Linked DNA regions of Homo sapiens: region 1 is linked to region 2. The links are chromatin loops, found by intact Hi-C in ENCODE. Cell type or tissue: natural killer cell. All regions are shown on one strand. Links, peaks and the distances in the headings refer to the core of each region. The heading gives the core; the rest is flanking DNA. Region 1 overlaps DNAH12 (dynein axonemal heavy chain 12). Region 2 holds the start of LOC107986091 (a long non-coding RNA gene).

Region 1 (8,000 bases), core at 1-8,000, 820 kb before region 2:
GCAAAGTGATGGGAAGAAAAGATAGATAATAGCTAAAGAAGCAGGAAAGCCTAGCAAAGCTTAGGAAATTCCATTCCCCAAAGGTGACTATTCCTTGGATGGGCATATGGAGGATGCATTTCTCCTATAAATCAGGAGAGTACCACTAATTTACAGCCTTGGTCACATCTCTGACATATCCCAGATAAAAGCAAAGAACATGGGTTTTTGTTGTTGTTGTTGTTGTTTTGTCCTCTTTTATCCCTTCACGCTCCATACCATGAACTGGTAATGCACCATTTACTGAGAGCTGTGTAAGTGCCTGACACTACATAAGTGCTTTATTTTGTTTGATTCTCAAACCTCACAACAACCCCATGTAGGAAGAACTCTTATCTGTGCTGCCATTTCATGGAAGAGAAAAGCAGAGTACTTGAAAGTGTGAGTCCTTTTCACTCCAGATGTTATGGCTGGAGGTTGGGAATTAAATATCCAGGTGTGAGTGATATATTTTGTGGGTAAAAGTGATTATGGTAATGAGAAAGTGTGACATTACTTTCATCTTAGAAATGAGGTCTAAAGTGGCCGGGCGAGGTGGCTCACGCCTGTAATCCCAGCACTTTGGGGGGCCGAGGCAGGCGGATCACGAGATCAGAAGATTGAGACCATCGTGGCTAACACGGTGAAACCTCGTCTCTACTGAAAATACAAAAATTAGCTGGGCCTGGTGGCAGGCGCCTGTGGTTCCAGCTACTTGGGAGGCTGAGGCAGGAGAATGGCGTGAACCCGGGAGGCGGAGGTTGCAGTGAGGCGAGACCACATCACTGCACTCCAGCCTGGGTGACAGAGCAAGACTCTGTCTCAAAAAAAAAAAAAAAAAAAAAAAAAAGAAAGAAAGAAAAAGAAAAAGAAAAAGAAATGAGGGTTAAAGTAGGTGATAGTAGCAGACACGTCACCATTGTATTTTTTGTCAATTAAATCACAAACAAGACTTTCAGATGTATCAAACCCATAAGATAGTTTTATTAAAACTTTAAAAAAATTTACTAACCAGTGTAAACCACAAAGACTAATAAAGTAGCATTAAAATCATGTTTTCTTACATCAATGTAACCTTAAGAGATGATTTAAAAATCTCCAATCACTCATAAAACATGCTAAATAACATTAAACAGGTGAAACAAACTGCCATTATGATGAAGATAGGAGTTATAAAAATTATGCCTCATAACTATGGTAGAAGCAATTTAAAATTCACCAAACAATGATGTATTAAACTAATATACTTTAAATTTTTAATTACCCCCAAACTCATATGTACAAACTATATTTATCCTGAAGAGCAGAGAAACAGTTTCAAGAAATAAAGTTTTTGTGCTAGAAGCAGCACTTCCCCAAAAGCATTTACCTCCATCACTTCCTGCTTCTCATCTGCTGCAAAAATGTTAGGCACTTCTCCTGTATTGAGCACACTGTCGATATCCTCTAGGAAAGCTTCCTCTTTAATCTGAGTGTCCGTGATAAGAAAGACGGTCTTCTGGCCCTTCATGCCCACATTCCTTAACAGACCCTTAAAATAAAAATGGACTTGTAAGCAGAATATGGTAGACATCTGTTGGTTTTGATTTCCCTCACTTTCCCTTTCCTTTGATAACAACACTTTGATTTTTAGGGCAGTACCTCTCCCCACTTCTACTGGGGCTGTCAACTGGGACCTCCACTGCCTCCGTCCCCTGGGTGGGAGATCCAAACTGGTCAGAGTTTCCCCAAAACCCTAGACATAATCACTGATTCAGAGGATGGCATATGATTTAAGCAGGGCCCAATCATAGTCTTACTTCAGGGACTGAGATAGACTTGAAACAGAGAGAATCCTGGCTGTTCTGAGATGGAATATATAAAGGCCAGTAACCTAAATTACTTGGAGCTAACTGTTTGCCTCATGGTATGAGCCTGCTGGAGAAGGAAGCCAAATGGAGGAGAGTTGTGTCAGGAGACAGAAAGAGTAATTACTAAGGAAATAATTTAAGACCCCAAATTCAGCTATGTCAAAAGCCTATCTACCTCTAGACGCTTCAGTGTAGACAGGCTGGGGTTTTTATGCAGGGGTCAACTGCAACCCAAATTCCTAATATAAGATATGGGCTCAGTAGTGTGCTGAAGCTGACTTGTATAGGCTTGTTAGAACCGATTGTTAAAATTTCAGGAACTTGTCAGTAGTTTGTAAAACATAGCCAGGATTTAAAAATTGAATTATATAAACTTGCAATTATATAAAAATATAATTATATTTAAAAGGGAGGTAAATGCGTAAATATCATCATCTCCTATTTTATTATGTTACTATTATCTATGCTCTGGAAAGTTTTTCAAGTTATTGTATCAATATAGTAAAATACAATGTCATGATGTTCCATGCATATCTCTTTTCAGTTCTATTCTCAGTGACAGCGTTGGGAGCTTCAAATCAGCCATGGTGGGAGTTTTTACATCATGGAAATTGGAAAATCTACCATCAGGCTCTCTCTCACCCCCGGTCCTGGAAAGCTGGTTGTTAAACATTTGTCAGCATACAAACTGGCTGTAGTTCACAGTGAAAATAGCATTACAACTTCTCTAAGTTATTTTTAAAAATAACCTTCTATATTGTAAAACTATGTATTTTAAATCATTAAATATTAACTAATATTTTCACTCCATAAAATAAATGGTGGATTTTTATATTGTACACAAAAACAACTATGTCCTTTTCCCATTAAAGCCATCTTCCAATATGAAGCCTGTTTTGTTCTTAGAAATAAGTTTCTGTCATCAAAACTAGAGAGTCTAGTTTTTAAAGTAGTATTGTATCAAATCATGTCAGGTTTATAATTATTAATATTATATCAAAATAAATCTTAGGCTGGGTGCAGTGGCTCACCCCTATAATCTGAGCACTTTGAGAGGGTGAGGCAGGAGGATTTCTTGAGCCCAGGAGTTTGAGAGCAGCCTGGACAACATAATGAGAGCCTGTCTCTAAAAAAATAAAAAAAATAAAAATTAGCTGGGCATGGTGGTACATGTCTGTAGTCTCACAGGCAGCTACTAGGGAGGGTGAGGTGGGAGGATTGCTTGAGCCTGGGAGGTTGAGGCTGCAGTGAACTATGATCATGCCACTGTATTCCAGCTGGGGTGACAGAGTGAGACATCTCACTCTGTCTTATTTTAAATTAAAAATTTAAAAATTTTAATTTAGGCTGGGCGCGGTGGCTCAGGCCTGTAATCCCAGCAGTTTGGGAGACTGAGGCAGGTGGATCACCTGAGGTTGGGAGTTCGAGACCAGCCTGACCAACATGGAGAAACCCTATCTCTACGAAAAATACAAAATAACCTGGGCATGGTGGCACATGCCTGTAATCCCAGCTACTTGGGAGGCTGAGGCAGGAGAATCGCTTGAACCTGGGAGGCAGAGGTTGCAGTGAGCCAGGATTGTGTCATTGCCCTTTAGCCTAGGCAACAAGGGCAAGACTGCATCTCAAAAAAAAAAACAAAAAAAAAAAAAAAAAAAAGAGAACCATAAACATTTTAATTTAAAATAAAATTTACAATACAATATAAACAAACATATTTAACTTATTGTCATGAGCATCATCGTGATTTTTTTTTTGTTTTTTGAGACAGAGTCTTGCTCTGTTGACTGGGCTGGAGTACAGTGGCATGATCTTGGCTCACTGCAACTTCTGCCTCCCAGGTTCTAGCGATTCTCCTGCCTCAGCCTCCCAAGTATCTGAGATTACAGGTGCTTTCCACTACAAGTGATTCTTCTGCCTCAGCCTCCCAAGTATCTGAGATTACAGGTGCATTCCACTACAAGTGATTCTCCTGCCTCAGCCTCCCAAGTATCTGAGATTACAGGTGCATTCCACTACAAGTGATTCTCCTGCCTCAGGCTCCTGAGTAGCTGCGATTACAGGTCTGTTCTACCACACTTGGCTAATTTTTGTATTTTTAGGAGAGACAGAGTTTCATCATGTTGGCCAGGCTGGTCTCAGACCTCTGACCTCAGGTGATCCGAGACCAACCTGGCCAGCATGGTGAAATCCCGTCTCTACTAAAAATACAGGAAAAAAAGAATTAGCCAGGTATGGTGACGGGCACCTATAATTCCAGCTACTAGGGAGGTTGAGGCAGTAGAATCACTTGAACTCGGCAGGTGGAGGTTGCAGTGAGTGGAGATCGTGCCACTGCACTCCAGCCTGGGTGACATAGTGAGAGTCCATCTCAAAAAAATAGATATTAATTATATGTCAGGAATATTATGAAAATCCTTACATACATTATATAATTTAACCACAATAATCTTTGAAATAGGTGGTATTACCCAAATTTTACAAATGAAAAATCTAGAAAGTGACCATCAGCAAGATAATGGGCTAGGAAGCTCTAGACCCTTGTTCTCCCCTGAAGACATGTATTAGCAATATACAGAACACAATTACCTTTGTAAGGACTTTAGAAACTAGTTAAGTGGCTGCAGCACCCAGAAAAGAGCATGAACAAGAGAAGGGACTGTTCCCAAAAGGGTAAGACAGTACCTCAAATTTTTCTCACTCTAGCTCCTCCCCCAGCTGGGCACAGTTTGGGGAGATCTAGAGAATACCATCCAAATCATGGCTCCTTCCTCAGGACAGAAGAAATATAGTTGAACTTGAGCCCAGAATACTGGCTTGTGTGGGGGCTGTTTCACCTGCCTTCAGGTGCTAACAGGAACAATGGCCAATTTTGGACACCAGGTTGGAGGCCACTGAAACATAGGTGAGTTCCCTGGTGGGTTAGAGCAGCAGAAGCTGCAGTTCTACTGGCAGGCACCAGGGAGAGCAAGAGATCAAGGGCAGAGGAATACAACGGAATCAGCAACTGAAAGCTCCTGAGAAGAAACAGGAAATTAAGACAGTCAAAAGCACTCATACATGCAACAATAAAAGCACACATACAACCTCAAAGAAGACACGTCCCCAGAAAATGTCTGAAAGGTCCCAGAACCTCTAGCTAGGTTGATTGGTGAAGATCTTCCCTGCATGAGGCCAGTCATAATGATTGGGAGGGGTGGCTGTATTTCAAATGGTCAGCTCTCAAAAAGATCACAAGGGATGCAAAGAATTAAGGAAACGTGGCCCAGTCAAAGAAACAAAATAAAGCTCCAGAAACCAACCATAAGGAAATGCAGATCTATGAACTGACTAGCAAAAAATTTAAAATAACTACCTTAAAGATACTCAATGAGCTGAAAGGAACCCAGAGCTAAATCAGGAAAACAATGCATGAACAAAATGAGAATTAACAAAGATATAGAAACTATAAAATATAAATTCTGGACCCAAAACATAAAACTGAACTAAAAAATTATCTACAGGGGTTCAACATTAGACTTGATTGGGCAGAATCAAGAGTCAACCAACTTGAAAACAAGTCGTTGGAAATCACCGGGTTAATGGAGCAAAAACAAAACAAAAACAATAAACGAAGGTGGAGCAAGCCTAAGGGATTTATGGTACACCATCAAGTGGACCAATATATGCATTATGGAAATCCCAGAATATGAGAGAGAGAAAGAGAGGACAGAGAGCTTTTTCAAGAAATAATGACTGAAAATTTCTCAAATCTCAGGAAAGAAGTGGATATAAAAATTCCATTTTATGGAAGATCAATGAATTCCAACTAGGATGAAGTCATAGAAATCCACATTAAGAAACAATATAATCAAACTGTCAAAAGTCAGATACAAAGAGAAAATCCTGAAAGCAGCCAGAGAAAAGCAACTTGTCATCTACAAGGGAATTACCTTAAGATTAGCAGTGAATTTCTCAGCACAAATTTTACAGACCAGAAGGAAGTAAGGTGACATATTCTAATTGCAGAAAGATAAAAACCTGTCAACCAAGGACAATGTATCTGGTACAGCTGCCTTACAAAAATGAAGGTGAAATTAAAACCTTTCCAGATGAACAAACACCGAGGGAGTCCTTAGTACTATATCTGCCTGACAAGATATGCTAAAGGGAATCCTTCAAGTTGAAACAAAAGAACCTAGAATGTAACATGAAGCCATACAAAAGTATAAAGTTCTCCAGTCAAAGTAAACATGTGGAGAAATAGAGAATCCTGTATTATTGTAATTTTGGTGCATAAATCTACTTTTAATTCTAAAAAACAAAAACATGCCTTATAAATGTATGTTAATTAGTACATAATATATAAAGATACAATTTGTGACATCCAGAACAAAAAATGGGGGAGGGGTGGAGCTATAAAGGGGTAACATTTTTGTATGCAACTGAAGTTAGGTTGTTAGCAGTTTAAAATAATTTGCTATAACTTTAGGTTGTTTTATGTAGTAGTAATGGTTAACTACAAAGAAAACATAGAATATAAACAAAAGGAAATGAGAAGGGAATAAAGAATGCCCCTACAAATAAAAATCATCATAACATAAAAGGCGGCAATAAAAGAAGAAATGAGGAAAAAAAGAAGCTACAAGACACACAGAAAACAAATATCAAAATGGCAATAATAAATCCTTCCCTATCAGTAATTACATTAAATTTAATGGATTAAATTCCTCAATCAAAAGACATAGAGTGGCCAAATGGATTAAAAAAAAGATCCATTAATATGCTGCCTACAAGAGATTCATTTTAGATCCAAGGAAATATGTAAGCTAAAGAATGGAAAAAGATATACCAGCCAAATGGTAACTAAGAGAGAGCAGGGATAGCTATACTAATATCAGACAAAAATAGACTTTAAGTCAAAAACAACCACAAGAAAGGATATTACATAATGATAAAAGGGTCAATTTACCAGGAAGATATAACAATTACAGTTGACCACTGAACAACACAGGTTTGAACTATGTGAGTCCACTTATATGTAGATTTTCCTCTGCTTCTGCCACCCCTGAGACAGCAAGACCAACTCACTCCTCTTCGTCCTCTTCATCCTCAGCCTACCCAACATGAAGATCGTGAGGATGAAGACCTTTGTGATGATCCACATCCACTTAATGAATAGTCAATATATGTTTCTTCCTTAGGATTTTTTAAGTAACATTTTCTTTTATCTGGCGTACTTTATTATAAGAATACAGTTTAATACATATAACATACAAAATACATGTTAATCAAATGTTTATGTTACCAGTAAGGCTTCTGGTCAACACTAGGCTATTAGTAGTTATGTTTTGGGGGAGTCAAAAGTTATATGTGGGCTAAGCACAGTGGCTCAAGCCTGTATTCCCAGATCTCTGGGAGGCCAAGGCAGGAGGATTGCTTGAGCTTAGGGGTTCAAGACCAGACTGGCCAAATGGCGAAACCCCATCTCTACAAAAAATACAAAAATTAGCTAAGCATGGTGGTGTGCACCTGTAATCCCAGCTACTCAGGAGGCTGAGGCATGAGAATCGCTTGATCTCAGGAGGTGGAGGTTGCAGTGAGCTGATATCGTGCCACTGCACTCCAGCCTGGGGCAGAGCGAGACTCTATCTAAAAAAAAAAATTATATGTGAATTTTCATCTGTGTTGGGGGTTGGTGTTGTTTAAGGGTCAACTGTATAAATATTTATGCACCAAACCACAGATATCCTAAATATATGAAGCAAACTTTGGCAGAAGTGAAAGAAGAATTGTACAGCAACACAATACAGTAGTCCCCCCTTATCCATGGGGGATACATTCCAAGACCCCCAGTGGATGCCTGAAACAACAGATAGTACTGAATCCTACATATGCTATTTTTTCCATACATAACTATGATTAGATTAATTAATAAATTAACAGCCAGACATTAACAACAAATAATAAAGAGAACAATTATTACAACATACTGTAATAAAAGTTATGTGAATGTGGTCCCTTTCACTCTCAAAATATCTTATTGTACTGTGCTTATCTCTTTTTGGACCACAGTTGACTGTGGGTAACTAAAACTGCAATAAGAAAAGCCACAAGTAAGGGGGGACTACCATAATAGTAAGAGACTTGAAT
Region 2 (10,108 bases), core at 1,225-9,224:
GGAAATTCTAGCTGGATTTATAAAAAGAATGAGAACTTTTGTAAGCTGAACTTAAAAGCATGGCATTTTCTTTTTTTTTTTCTTTTAACAAAGTTTTTATTTTTAATTTTTGCAGGTACATAGTAGGCATATATATTTATGGAGGCATGGCATTTTCTAAGATAGTAATCATTCCATCAAAGTCCTAGAAAAGTTCTTAGTTCCTAGCATTAAAAACGAGCTAATGTGTAGAATAAAGAAAGTCAAGTAATCTGCTTTTTTTTAATTTCCAGCTTTGACAATTTGACTATGAACTTGAAAAAATAAAGTAAACCTCTAAATAGTGGTTTCTGCATAGAAACTGCCCTTGAGGACTTAAAAAAGAGTCACATGAACAGATTAAGAGATGGACCCCATTCTCGAATTAGCACATCCATTGAATGAAATTGGACCTTTTAAAAAATGCCTGGATTCTGGAAGGAAAATTCTAACGGCCAAATTTAACTGAATCCAACTAGGTTCAGGTGCTGCATTAGGGCTTTCTGTGTTTCATCTCATCCCATACCTGCCAAGCCCTTCCTACGGCTACTTTATTTTAGAGATGAGCAAAGTGAGGCTTGTGCCCAAGGAAACAGAGCTAGCATGTGGCAAAGCTGAGATTCAATCTCAGAGTGCTGACTCCAGATTAATCTTCTCACCCACTGAACCAGGCATACCAAAACCTTAATATGGAACACTCCAGGGTGCAGGGAGGGATGCAGGGAGGAGATGAAAGGAGGACTTCCACTTTTTACTCTATATACTTGTATATTGTTTGATTTTTTTTTTTTTTTGCAAAAACATGTACTTCTTTAGTAATTACAGAAAAAGAAAAAAGTGCTAAAATCTTTTCATTCTTTTAAGCAGGTTAAACAATGCCCATGCAAACACGTTTTCTGTCTTTGTGTGCAACTTGGTCAAAGGAAGCTTTCCCCTACCTCCAAGAGTCATTGACCCCACCTCCAGAAGGTTCACTCCAACCCCTCCATGTAATACTGGAGGACCCAGGGAAGGCAGAAACCCTGTCTCATCCTTCAGTTGGCTTCTCTTGCTGGGAATTGGGAATTTTGAGGCACTTGCCTAACGCCTGCTGACAGCCCCGGGGTCTCCATCTTCGGGATGAAGTTTCCTGCTCCATATACTTGCAAACACCAGTCTCTAAGATGCACCTGGAAGAAAAGATAAATATGCATCATTCTTTCTTGGAGATTTAGAATGCACATTAGCATATTAAATGTTCTGAAAAGTCCTGTAATTATAAAAAGCCGCTTAACTGTGTTGAAACAGGGTGTCCAAAATTTATTGTCTGTGGAGTCCTTTTCTTCATAGAATTCCTTGGACTATCTTGAGCAACATCCACTCTTGGGAATACTGTCCTTGATTGTGCAGTGACAATCAGATCCCCTCAAAGTCTCAAGCTCTTGTCCTGGTCAGTAAGTCCCTGCTGAAGAGCTCCATGCATGTCACATGAGTGGGCTGAAACGAGGATCAGGAGTTCAGTCACATGGCCCCCATACAGCCATCCACTATGGGCCCTGATGGGACAAGAGTCAGTGGAGAGTGATATGTTGCGCAAAGGCTACCTTGGAATTTGAGAAAAGCAAGATATGGAGATTTCAGGAGGAGCAAAAGTGTCATAGGCTGAGTCACCCAAAAGCAGCAAGAAGAAACAAGAAGTCTGTGGGAAAGTCTCCACTCCTGGCAGAAGACAAGCCTCGTGACCCAAACAGGTGTTTCCAGTGACTGATGCTGGTCTTTGTCCAAAAATGAATGAGCATTAACAATAATTTTGTAACATATGCAAAATGCTCCATCGTCATGTTTCACAACCAGCTTAGAGTTTGCGGGGAGGAAGGTGCATTAGTTAAAGTTGTGTAACTATGACAAACCTCTCACCTTTGCAGGGTTGTTTCCAGATGATGACACACTCTGGGTTTCAGCCTCACACACTATCTTCCACACAGGGCTGTGCCTGGACCTCAAGAGTCACTTTCTGAAGGGCAGGCCTGCTCTGATTAAAATCTTTCCAGGGCTTTTATTGGTCAAAGAGCAAACTTCTTAATGTAGCCTCTACCTGCTCACATTTCCCAGGTCATAACACTCTACTCCCCTCTTCCTCCCCTACTGGTCTGCCCTTGCACTGCCTGGCTTTCGGTTCCCCCCTCAGGGCCTTGGCACAGCTGTTCTCTCCGCCTACAGGGCTCTTCCTTCCTCCAGCCTCAGGGCTCAGCTTAAATGTCACACCCTCAGAGAAGCCCTCCTGGCCTCCTGACCCCATCAGGGTCTTCCCTCGTCTTCTCTCTCATGGTGCCCAGGTTTTTCACATCATGGCATGCATTGTAACATCTTATTATCTCTGAGCTTGTGTGTTTCCTTGTCTAAAGTTGTCTCTCCACCAGGCTGCCACATAGGGGCAGGGGGCACCTCCGTGTGTCTGTGCTGCCTGGAACAGGATTGTCATGTAGCAGCAGATGCTCATAAATCATTGCTGAATGCGACGTATGATACTCTAATGGACTCCAGAGACCAAGTTCTTTTTTTTTTTTTTTTTTTTTTTTTGAGACAGGGTCTCGTTCTGTCACCCAGGCTGGAGTGCAGTGGCACAATTTCAGCTCACTGCAGCCTCAATCCCCCAGGCTCAAGTAATCTAATCTTCCTACCTCAGCTTCCCAAGTAGGTGGGACCACAGGTGCATGTCACCATGCCTGGCTAATTTTTGTGTTTTTTTTGTAGAGACAGGATTCCACCATGTTGCTCCGGCTGGTCTTGAATTCCAGGGCCCAGGCGATCCTCCTACCTTGGCCTCCCAAAGTGTTGGGATTACAGGTGTGAGCCACCACGTTTGACCTAGAGACGGGGTTCTTGATCACAGTGTGGGTGTGGTACCAAGGGAACTCAGCTTCCCTGGAAGCCACGGGAACCCCCAGCCATAGAGACAAAATGTAATAATAACAAAAACCACAACAGTATCTACCTTTCATGGAGCACTAAGTGCTAAGTGCTCATGTAACTTTCTGACTCGGGAGCATAGCATAGAGCAGGCTTCTCAGCCTTGGCACGATTGACATTTGGGGCCAGATAGTACTTTGTTGTGGGGACCATCCTGTGCATTATTGGACACTTAGCAGCATCCCCTGCCTCTACCCACTAGATGCCAATCACATCCCCCAGTTGTGACAACCAAAAATTTCGACAGATGTTGCCAAATATCTCCGGGGGCTTGGGGGTCATCTCACGTCGGGAATGCTGATGACGTTAAAGCATATACACTTTTACTTACTGGCTGTTCAGCCCTGGACAAATAACCAAACTTCTCTGTGCCCTTTTCCTCACCTTTAACATGGGGTAATAGTATCTCTTACATGGTAGGGCTGTGAAAATTTAGAGAGGTTATAACTAAAGGGCAGACTCAGCACGGTGCCTGGCCCTCAGGGGTACTCAGTTGGGGTGATACTCTGTTTTCAGAATAAACTGCAAAGGAGCAATTGCTATCCTCATTTTACAGATGAAGAAATTGAGACTCGGAGATAAAGAAGTTGGTCTCCAGTTGCTGGCTGTGAAGTGACATCAAAAGCAGGCATTTGACTGGGTGCAGTGGCTCACATCTGTAACCCGAGCACCCTGGGAGGCCGAGGCAGGAGCCCACGAGTTCGAGACCAGCCTGAGCAACATAGCGAGAACTTGTCTCTACTAAAGATAAAAAAGTTAGCCAGGCATGGTGGTGTATACCTCTGGCCCCAGCTACCCTGGAGGCTGAGGTGGGAGGTTGGGAGGATCACTTAAGCCCAGGATTTAGAGGCTGCAGTGAGTTATGATTGCACCACTGCATTCCAGTCTTCTAGGCTGGGTGACAGAGTAAAACTCTGCCTCAAAAAAAAAAAAAAAAAAAGCAGGTATTTACGTCCTCAGGATTAATTCCTTTTGTCAGTCCTTTCTTTATAGGTACAAAAGGGCCTAATTGCAAACTCTGAGCTGGTGGCGATACGACTAATGGATTAGATCTGTCAAGACAGGACTAGGGCAAGGCGAATGAGACACTAGCCTTAGGCACAAAATTTAAGGAGTTACCAAATAACTCAGTAATCAAGCTAAATAACATTCAATGCAATATTTTGAAAAATCAAAAATTAATGAAGAAAAATCCATGATGAACAAAGTAACAAAGTAAAGACACGATCTGCCCCTGAACTTGTACTTGACCCTGTCTCATTAACCTCACCCTAATCTTGCCCTTGGAATTTGCAGATTTGTGAAACCACACCCAGTGGGCACAGCTGGCGGCCAAAGCCTGTCGGTGCCTATTCAAAGGATGACATGGGCGAAAACATCGCCCTCTTCTGTCTGGCAATGAGCACTGCTCCTCTTCTGGGGAGCCAGGTTAATCTTTGCCCCTGAAGGCAGCATCTCAGTGCTAGAAGTCTTTTCCCAGACCACAGTGCTTTTCTCCTTGATCCCTTCATGAGACATGTGGGTAAAAAGGTTGCAGGCAGTTCAAACGATGCCATTGGAGACCCCGCCTCATCCCTTGCCACTGGCCGCTGCACTGCCCTGGATCCATAGCCTTTTTCAGTACCACCCATGCCAACGCGCCAGGACTTGTCACCACGTGGGTGGCAGATCTGAAGCAGCCTGTAACTATCAAGTTGGCCTTTCCAGGCTGACCACAAGGGTGCATGGTGAGGACACAGGACCGAGAGGCAAAGGGCTTCTCACAGCGCCTGACGTGGGAACCAGCAGGGAGCTGGCTGCTGGCCGAACTACCGTTTCTTATTCTTCCTTTAATGGTTTTTGTCACTTCCTAGCTTCCTCTTATTTATATATACTTTACTTTTTATTTTGAAATAATTTCAAATGTGCATAAAAGTTGCAGAAATAGCACAAAGAACTCTTAAATACCCTCAACCCACATTTACCAAGGAACGTTTTGCCACATTTGTTTTGTCACTACTTTTCAATATTTACATATTAATTTTTTTATAAGATGGAGTCTCTCTCTGTTGCCCAGGCTGGAGTGCAGTGACGTGATCTCGGCTCACTGCAATCTCCACCTCCTGGGTTCAAGCGATTCTCCTGCCTCAGCCTCCCAAGTAGCTGGGATTACAGGTGCACGCCACCATGTCTGGCTAATTTTTGTATTTTTAGAAGAGATGGGGTTTCACCATGCTGGCCAGGTTGACTCTGAGACACAGGAAGCCGATCATAATTTAACAGCTTTTTTTTTTTTTTTTTTGAGATGGAGTCTCACTCTGTCGCCCGGGCTGGAGTGCAGTGGTGTGATCTCAGCTGACTGCAACCTCCGCCTCCCAGGTTCAAGCAGTTCTCCTATCTCAGCCTCCTGAGTAGCTGGAATTACAGGCACACACCATCACGCCCAGATAATTTTTGTATTTTTAGTAGAGACAGGGTTTCGTTATGTTGGTCAGACTGGCCTTGAATTCCTGACCTCAGGTGATCCCCCTGTCTTGGCCTCCCAAAGTGCTGGGATTACAGGCATAAGCTACCGTGCCTGGCCTTAACAGCTCTTAATAACAGTAGCTAACATTTATTGAGAGCTTGCTATTTGACACTCCTTTCTGCATTTGATTTGGGGGTATTTTCCCTTTGGAACATACTGTGTAGTGTGCTTATGTTGGATTAAAATTGTAGCGATACAGGCATGCCTTATTTTATTGTGCTTTGCTTTGTTGCACTTTGCAAATATCGCATTTTTTACAAATAGAAGGTTTGTGGCAACCCTGCATCGAGCTAGTCTACTGGCATCATTTTCCAACAGCATGGGCTTACTTCACGTCCCTTTGTCATATTTTGGTAATTCTTGCAATATTTCAAACTTTTTCATTATCATTATGTCTTCTGTGGTGATTAGTGATCTTTGTTGTTACTATTGTAGTCATTTAGGAGGCACTGCGGAACCATGCCATATAAATAGATAAATGTGTGTTGTGATCACCAACCAGTCACTCCCCCATCTCTCTTCCTCTCCTCAGGCCTTCCTCTTCCTTGAAACATAACAATATTGAAATTAGGCCAATTAATAACCCTACAATGGCCTCTAAGTGTTTGAGTGAAAGAAAGAGTTGCACATCTCTCAGTTTAAATCAAAAGCTAGAAATGACTAAGCTTAGTAAGAAAGGCATTTAGAAAGCCAAGACAGGCCAAAATCTAGGCCTCTTGGGCCAAACAGCCAAGTTGTGAATGCAAAGGAAAAGTTCTTGAAGGAAATTGAAAGTGCTACTCCAATGAACACATGAATGATGAGAAAGAAGAACAGCCTATTGCTGATGTGGAGAAAGTTTGAATGGTCTGGATGGAAGATCAAACCAGCCACAACATTCCTTTAAGCCAAAGCCTATTCCAGAGCAAGATCCTCCCCAACTGTCTTCAATTCTGCAAAGGCTGAGGGAGGTGAGGAAGCTGCAGAAGGAAAGTTGGAATCAGCAGAGTTCGGTTCATGAGGTTTCAGGAAAGAAACCATCTCCATAACATAAAAGTGCAAAGTGAAGTAGCAAATGCTGATAGAGAAGCTGCAGCAAGATATGCAGAAGATCTAGCTAGGGTAGGTAACTGATAAAGGTGGCTGCTACATCAAACGACAGATATTCAGCGTAGACAAAACAGCTTTCTATTAGAAGAAGATGACATCTAGGACTTTTTTAGTTAGAGAGGAGAAGTCAATGCCTGGCTTCAAAGCTTCAAAGGACAGGCTGGCTCTCTTGTTAGGGGCGAGTGGAGCTGGTGACCTTAAGTTGAAGCCAGTGCTCACTGACCTTTCTGAAAATCCTAGGGTTCTTTTTTATTTTATTATTATTTTTGAGACAGAGTTTCACTCTGTCACCCAGGCTGGAGCGCAGTGGTGCGATCTTGGCTCACTGCAATCTCTGCCTTCCAGGTTCAAGTGATTCTCGTGCCTCAGCCTCCCAAGTAGCTGGGACTACAGGTGCACGCCATCACCCCTGGCTAATTTTTGTATTTTTAGTAGAGACGGGGTTTTACCATGTTGGCCAGGCCAGGATGGTCTCGAACCCCTGACCTCAAGTGATCCATCTGCCTTGGCCTCCCAAAGTGCTGAGATTACAGGCATGAGCCACTGCACCCTGCCCAATCCTAGGGTTTTTGAGAATTATGCTAAATCTACGCTGTCTGTGCTCTACAAATGGAACAAAGCCTGGATGACAGTACATCTCTTTACAGTGCAGTTTACTGAATATTTCAAGCCCACTCTTGAGACCTGCTGCTCAGAAAAAAGGATTCCTTTCAAAATATTACTGCTCACTGGTAATGCACCTGGTCACCCAAGAGCTCTGATGGAGAGGTTCAAGGAGATGAATGTTGTTTTCATGCCTGCTAATACAACATTCACTCTGTAGCCCACAGATCAAGAAATTATTTTGACTTTGAAGTCTTATTAAGAAGTACATTTTGTAAGGCTAAAGCTGCCTTAGACAGTGATTCCTCTGATGGATCTGAGCCATCAATTGAAACTCTTCTAGAGAGGATTCAGCATTTCTAGATGCCATTAAGAACATTTGTGATTCATGGGAGGAAGTAAAATATTTACATTAGTAGGAGTTTGGAAGGAGTTAATTCCAGCCTTCATGGATTACTTTGAGGGATTGAAGACTTCAGTGGGAAAAGTCACTACAGATGTGATGTAAATAGTAAAAGAACTAGAAGTGGAGTCTGAAGATGTGACTGAATTGCTGCAACCTCCTGATAAAACTTGAACAGATAAGGAGTTGCTTCTTGCAGATGAGCAAAGACAGTGGTTTCTTTAGATGAAATCTACTCCTGGTAAAGATGCTGTAACATTTTTGAAATGACAACAAAGGATTTAGAATATCACATAAACTTAGTTGATAATGCAGGGTTGGAGAGGATTGACTCCAATTTCAAAAGAAGTTCTACTGTGGGCAAGATGCCATCAAACAGCATCACGTGCTGTAGAGAAATCTTTTGTGAAAGAGTCAATCGATGTGGCAAATTTCGTTGTTGTCTTCTTTGAAGAAACTGCCACTGCCACTCCAACTACCACTCTGATCCATCAGCAACCATCAATGTCGAGGCAAGCCCCCTCCATCAGCAAAAAGATTATGACTCGTTGAAGCCTGAGACGATCATTAGCATTTTTTAGCAATAAAGTATTTTTAATCAAGATAGGTACATTGTATTTTAGACATAATGCTCTTGCACACTTAATAAACTACAGTATAGTGTAGACATAACTTTTTTTCTTTAATATAGTCTTGCTCTGTTGCCCAGGCTGGAGTGCAGTGGCATGCTCATAGCTCACTGCAGCCTTCACTCCCTGGGCTCAAGCGAGCCTCCCGCCTCAGCCTCTCTAGTAGCAGGGAGTACAAGCATGCATCACCATGCCTGACTAATTTTTGTATTTTTTGTAGAGGCAGTGTTTTGCCATGTTGCCTAGGCTGGTCTCAAACTCCTGGGCTCAAGCGATCCTCCCTCCTTGGCCTCCCAAAGGTGTGAGCCACTGTGTCTAGCCAACATAACTTTTATATGCACTCAGAAACCAAAAACCTTGTGATACTCACTTTATTGCAGTGGTATGGAGCTGAGGCTGCAATATCTCCAAGGTGTGTCTGTAACAGTGGCTGTGGGTTCTGACCTGTGGTAGACCCATATTACACATCTTTACATGGACTCGGTCCTTTAAACCTCACAACTACCTGACTACTATTATTCTCTTCATTTTACTGATGAGGAAACTGAGCTTCAGAGAGGGCAAGTCACCTCTCCAGGTCTCACATCACATCTGGTAAGAGGCGTGGCCAGGACTGTTTGACACCAGAGTGTGACCACCTGGTCAGTCTCCTATAGCATTTCTTCTCTGGCACATAACAGTGACAAGGCCCTGCCACTATTCCAGCTCAGAACACTGAGAACAATCCATGTCCCTGACCCCAGATTCCCAGCAAATGGAAATGCTTTCTCTCCATATTCTGAAAGCTTCTGTGTGTCCCATACATACATAAGGAGCCTGAGGGCTTGGGGGACACCCTGGCTGTGAGCAGAGGGCCCCAGAAAATCATCTGTTGTTCTTTGGGAGAAGGCTTCCCTCCTGAATCATCATGCATTAGGCATGATCTATAAATTTATCTATAAATCTATCTAAAACCACACCAGTTCTAAAGACAAGGTTTGCAGTGCAGGTAGGAGCACGTGTAAATCCTTAACTACACAGTGACTCATGAATGATTTTCCAGGCAGGAATTGTTGGGAGCCAAAAAGGCCAAAGGGATTGTGACCAGCTCAGCATTCCACTGGACGCTATATGATCAAACAGCAAACTGTTTATCATGAATGCAGGATGTGAGCAAACTCACACTGCACCTGCCACTGAAAGGTTTGCTGAGGGCCAACACTCCCTGGGGGCCGGGCTCCTTGAAGTTATCTACTGAAAAATCTAGCACCTATCATACAAAGGATGCAGTCTTGCAAGCCTGCTGTGAACCAAATGGCCGACTGACAATTACCCAACAACCACCACCCCCTTTTCTCGTTATCTCTTTTACCAATAAATACGGAAGGCTGTGTAAAGCTCAGGGCCCTTGTCTACTAGAGGCAAGGTGTCCCTGACCCCTTCTTCCAAATATACTCTTATGTCTTTGTCTTTTATTTCCGCATTCCCCCTCTTTGTTCAGTCCACCAGGTCCGTGCAGGCTACAAGGAATCCCATTCCCAGGAAGGGATCTCCCCCTCCAGGGGCAGAGCCTACTCCAATTTCATTCCAGAACCAGATTTAGATGCAGGCCAAGGTCATTCCTATCATAAGACCTTAAAAAATCAGCCCTGGGCCAGGCGTGGTGGCTCACTCCTGTAATCCCAGCACTTTGGGAAGCCAAGGCAGGTGGATCACTTGAGATCAGGAGTTCGAGACCAGCCTGGCCAACATAGTGAAACCCTGTCTCTACTAAAAATACAAAAATCAGCCAGCCATGGTGGCACGTGCCTGTAGTCCCAGCTACTTAGGAGGCTGAGGCAGGAGTATCACTTGAACCTGGGAGGCAGAGGTTGCAGTGAGCTAAGATCTCACCACTGCACTCCAGCCTGGGCAACAAGAGCGAGACTCCAT

What was found. A loop is a pair of places that touch in the nucleus more often than their neighbours do. Peaks named below come from ENCODE experiments on the same cell type or tissue, not always from the same donor. Only the 100,000 strongest peaks of a DNase experiment are listed, where the experiment ranks them.
Region 1: it touches region 2 in a loop (9-fold over the local background); 2 of 110 quality-filtered maps call a loop at or near these places.

What each region holds. Positions count from the first base shown.
Region 1 is chr3:57,392,784-57,400,783 of GRCh38, forward strand. It overlaps DNAH12 (dynein axonemal heavy chain 12), which reads right to left. Exons shown (of 74, transcript NM_001366028.2): 44 at 1,388-1,549. Among named protein-coding and RNA genes, the nearest start is that of ASB14, 100 kb to the left of the region's middle. In natural killer cell, for the core only: CTCF peaks have their summits at 4,820 and 5,021; a DNase peak (open chromatin) is centred at 4,838.
Region 2 is chr3:58,213,010-58,223,117 of GRCh38, forward strand. LOC107986091 (a long non-coding RNA gene) reads right to left here and starts at 2,006. Exons shown (of 3, transcript XR_007095932.1): 1 at 1,915-2,006; 2 at 1,293-1,553; 3 at 1-1,187. RefSeq lists enhancers at 1,540-1,589, 1,780-1,839, 2,280-2,469, 4,094-4,597, 4,436-4,615 and 1 more. In natural killer cell, for the core only: CTCF peaks have their summits at 4,293 and 4,498; a DNase peak (open chromatin) is centred at 4,342; H3K27ac peaks cover 1,266 bases.